2 separate regions of the Homo sapiens genome follow, and region 2 is linked to region 1. The links are chromatin loops, found by intact Hi-C in ENCODE. Cell type or tissue: A673. All regions are shown on one strand.

Region 1 (2,500 bases):
ACCCAGCGCTAGCAATTTTGTCCTGCAAGCATGAAATACATTGACCATTATGAGCCAGCGCAGCGATTACCCGTGAATTCTCGTATTCATTCTCTCTCTCTCTCTCTCTCTCTCCCCCACCCCACTCTCTTCCTCCCTCCCTCTTCTCCTCCTCCCCCCCTCCCCGTGTCCCCCTCCCCCCACCCCACTCACCGTTCCCTTCCCTCCCGCATCCCTCCTCCATCTCGGGGCAGAAGAATCTGGTGGGGCTATTTTGCAGAGAGATACAAGTACCAGGTGCCAAGCGGATACCTAGCCTCCTAAACTTAATGCCAATTCCCTCCTGAAAGAGGAGGAATGCAGTGATATCAGCACCGGGGACACGGGGATAGCGAACACCACCGCGGCTCTTGGAGTTTACAGAGGAGCAACCCCAGCTCCGTCGCCACCACCTCGCGCAAAAGCCCCCACCCCACCAAGACACACACACACACACACACACACACACACACACACACACAAAACACGCCGCTCTATCCTGCCCCCCGTTCACACGCGCGCGCGCACACACACACACACACACACACACACACACACACACACACAAGCCCTGGCTTCTTTCCCCATCAACACCGATGTTGCAGCAAGTCTGTCCGCACAATCCCGCACGCCTCAGGACCCAGCCTGGGCGCAGAGCTGGCAGGGCAGGGAGCGCACCGCAGGACTTGTAAATAAACCCTGTTCCATCCAGAACCGGAGCGCTTCTTACTCCACCGACCACCCCGGAGCCCGGCGGCAGGGAGGAGGGGGCGCAAGGGGTCAGGGAATCCTCCCCCTACCTTGCAATGAGAAGAGGGACAGGAAAAAGCCCAGCACCCAGACGCTGTGCAGCCAGTAGGTCCTCATGTCTCCGCTGCGCTCGATGCTCCCTCGCGCGCTCCTGCTCTCGCCTCTTCCGCTCGCGCTCTCTCTAGTAAAACGCGCCGCTCCTTTCCCTCGGTTTCCCTCTGGGTTCTCCTGGTTCCGGCAACCCGGACAGACAAGCCTCTTGCCGCACGACGGCCGGATCCCAGAACAGCCTTGCTCTCCTCTTCGGGAGCGCAAGCCAGGGGCCGGGATGGACGCTCGTAGCCCGTGCCTGGTGTAAACACACCGAGCCCCCTTGTCCCTCGAGCTCTCCCGCTTTCCTGCTTCCTATCCTCCTCTCCCTCACTCCCCTGCAGCTTCAACTAAATGCGATGTACTTAAACAAGCAGCGCCTTATAGGACCGCGAACCGAGCCGAAAGGGCCCCGCTACTGCCATCTAGTGCTCACAGAACGGCATCGCCGCGGCTCTTCTTCGCTGTGTGTCTGTGCCAAGTCTATCCAACGCCGCCAAAGTCCCCTCTGCTCTCAGCAAACACAGGTGAAGCTCTTGCCTTCTTAAATCCTTGACTTGACCTTGCTGTCCCATAAGTCCTGAATTTCTCCTTTTCACGAGGAAGCTCTTGGAACATGCTAGCCGCACATCTTCATCACCTCATTGCTCCTCTCCCTCTCAGAAATCTCCAGTGCTTTCCTAACAACTCTATGGAAATTTTTCTCCAAATGTCACCATGACCTCCACCAAAAAGTCCAATGGCCTTTTGAAGCCTCATCCTACTTGATTTTGATGCTGCGCTTCACAGCGTGTGCCATTCCTTTTTATTTGATTTCAAAGTCACTGGGTCAAAACAATTCTGGCACTTCTGACCTTCCCTCCAAGAGCCCTCTGGGTTCCTCTGCACTTCTTGGTTTATATCTTCTGTTATAATTTCTTTAAGTTACTTGGAAATAAAAGGTCTATTACAGCTACACGAGGATGGAAACCTCCACCACTAACCTCGTGCTTAGCCCTCAGCTTAGACTTCCCAGCTGGGTACCAAGCATCTCAAACTGGATGACTCAGGGCCAGGGCTGAGTTGGGTGAGTAGGCAGATGGGGCCGCTCTGAAGAGCACTGACTAGTAGTTAGGAAAGCTGGATTTCAGTTCTGTTACTGTGGCCTCCACTCGTTGGGGACCTTAACTAAGTCATTCAATCTCTGAATTTCATTTTATTCATCCATGTATTTACATGATAATGAATATTGGTCCCTTCCAACTGTTTGTAATATCTATGCTAGGTTTCTCCACCTTGGCACTACTGACATACTGTACCAGATAATTCTTTACTGTGTGGGGCTGTCTTGTGCACTATAGGATTTATAGCAACATCCCTAGCTTCTGTCCACCAGCTGACAGTAGCACAACCCTCATCCTCCTAGTTATGACAACCAAAAACATCTCCAGGCATTGCCAAATGCCCCCTGGAGGGAAAAACTGACCCAGTTGAGAACTTCTTATCTATACCCACGTGATTTTCTTCAGGAATTATTCCCCTTTTCCAACTTCCCTGTTTCACAGGCTTCAAGAACTTTTAGAAGTATATTTAATTCTCTCTTCTCCAATTTCAGTTGATCATCAGTCTCACCACGACAATGTGTAAATGTGTCTAAGATGTC
Region 2 (2,500 bases), 1.1 Mb before region 1:
GGGGATTGGAATATTAGTTTGTTTACACTGGAGGAAGTAAAGAAAGGAAGAAAGCAAGACAAGAAAAAAGACAGCAACCCAGGAAAGAAAAGTCAGACAGTGATAAATTGTGAATCTGGTGTAGGGTTGTTTCTGATAAGGAAACACCATAGGAATCAGGACCTGGGAACTTTCTTTCAGATGTATACACATTTCCCTAAAGCAAACTGTTAAAGACTTTTAAACATAAAACTGTCACAGCAGAGGGTATCAGGGAGAAATAATGGTGTTCTCACACGCAGCTCAAAGTACTGTACAAAATTTGCTTTTTGACATCTTTGCAAGACACCTAGAGGCACAAGGGGGCATATTTCTGTGATCTTTGTAGAATCCTGAACACAGGTACACACAGCTTAGAATTCAGAACCCCAAAGTTCCTTTAGACAAGTTTAATAATAACTGAACCTAAATACCTGTCTATCTTTGATGCATGTATTATACAAATGAAAACTAATGAAGCACTAAAGAACACTGTGTTCAAACCCAAGAAATGCAAATCAGAAAAAACAAACAAACAAACAAACAAAAAAACACTTAAGCCTTGACCAAGAAACGCTGGTTCTAAGCAGTAAGGCTAGCCAACTTGCGGTGATGCATTCAGCCAAACGAGAGAAGAGAGAAAAGGAAAGAGAAAAAGATCCTGAAAAGGTTTTTTTTTTTGCTTTCAGTGACTCACATATTTATGTTTCTGTGTCATCTATCTGCCTATACCATTTCCCCTCCTTCCCTTTCCTTCCATGTTTCTATATGTTGCTAAATCCCTTCTGCCCCCGCCACTCCCTCTCTTGCCAACTCTTCCATTCTTCGGTGATTTGTTGCTGACTCCCCTGCAGGTCCAGCTGCGTGCTTTTCATTGTTCTGTAAGTTGCCTCCCCCCCTTCCCTTTTTCCTCTCCATCTCTGAAGTGAAACATACGTGCATGGTCAGCAGACGCACAAACACGCTGCTATGCTAACTTCTCTCTGCCACTTTCCGGTGATGGACACTCCGAATGTTTAGCACAGCACGCCGAAATGTTGATGTAACAATGAGAAGCTCTTCACCTGCAACGCTAATTAATCGTAAACACGTTCCTTTCAAGGTAGGAGTTCTGGCACTGATGCCTGGAGGAGAAATTGGATTTTCTTTAGAAGGCAAACAAAAATCCCCTTCAGATGCTAGGTGGCAGTGTTAACTCACAAACAGGCACACATCTAAGACTTGCCAAGTCACACATGTAATTTGGTTTAAGTGAGACGGACAAAAAAGTGGAGAACTCATAGAGATGGTTTGACGCCAAAAAATAAGTTGCCGCGACTGTCCATGAAGGAGTTCATAAACATGCAAAGTTGAGCGTTACTCTTTAAAAGGATTCCTCGCCAAAGACAGCTGATATTTTAAGTGTCTGCCTTGTAATTTCAGCATCAAGATTTCAAAGCAATATTGTTTTTTAAAAATATGACGTTGGTAGAGATACCCCAGATGTTTAATATTTTTCCTACTCCACCTGAATTTCCCATCTGAATAAATGTGATCAGTATTCATAGCAACTAGAAAAGAATCTGAACACCAAGCATTGCTCTTATTATAACGGGATCTCAGGGACAGGTTGTCTTCCTCTTTTTCCAGGTGATCACTGCCACACAGTTCTTTCATTCCTAAATTTCCCAAAATAGGATCCCCAGGGACACCTTTTACTCTTTCTTCTCTTTTACATGCCAATCAATCACCTTGACTTGTGGATTCACTCATATAAATATTGCTGAAATCCACAGTCACCTTGTAAGGCCTGTTGCTCGTGGTTTAGTTCAATTCCTTATTTTTCTTCCTTAGAAGATTGTGGTAGGCTATTAGGTGAACATTCTCCATTTCATATCTTTCCCAACCATATATTAACCACAAACATGAAGAGTGGTCTTCTTGAACACGCATCTGAGCATATAACTCTTTTCCCTAAAAAACTGGGATGGATATGACTTATATATAGGATAAAGTGCACATACACATACATATACCTTAATGAAACTTATAAGGCCCCTTTATGACCTGGCCTCATTTATCTCAACTTTTTCTTTTCTCAGGCTTCCTCCTTACGCATTGTACAATCCAGCCACATATATTCCTGAGGGATTCTCTTTATATGTCAAATTATATCACACCTCCAAGCCTTTTACATGCTGTTCTCTCTGCCAGAAATAATCTTCCTTCCTTTTCTCACCAGGTAAACACCTTATTCAATCATGTATTTATTGTGCAAAACCCCAGGGCAAATGCTACCTCTCTGAGCTTCCTAAGTGAGGTTAACTGTCCTATGTGCTTATACTTACAGATACACATATAGATATAGCTATAGACACACACCTTTATGTAAAGGGTCTCTCAGTTTATTGTAACTATCTTTTTATATAAGTTCTCCTTCAATAAACTATGAACCCCTAAAAAGCAAAGTTGCTGATGTAGTCATGTATGTAGCTCCACAGAT

The links. A loop is a pair of places that touch in the nucleus more often than their neighbours do. Peaks named below come from ENCODE experiments on the same cell type or tissue, not always from the same donor. Only the 100,000 strongest peaks of a DNase experiment are listed, where the experiment ranks them.
Region 2: a loop joins it to region 1, with 3 times the contacts of the local background. A loop is called at or near these places in 10 of 110 quality-filtered maps.

Annotation. Positions count from the first base shown.
Region 1 is chr3:117,996,364-117,998,863 of GRCh38, forward strand. LINC03051 (long intergenic non-protein coding RNA 3051) reads right to left here and starts at 1,216. Exons shown (of 3, transcript NR_182298.1): 1 at 819-1,216. RefSeq lists an enhancer at 887-1,433. In A673, a CTCF peak has its summit at 1,299 (motif pointing left); a DNase peak (open chromatin) is centred at 1,248; H3K4me3 peaks cover 837 bases.
Region 2 is chr3:116,863,334-116,865,833 of GRCh38, forward strand. No RefSeq gene overlaps it. Among named protein-coding and RNA genes, the nearest start is that of MIR4447, 14 kb to the left of the region's middle. In A673, a CTCF peak has its summit at 1,206; a DNase peak (open chromatin) is centred at 1,228.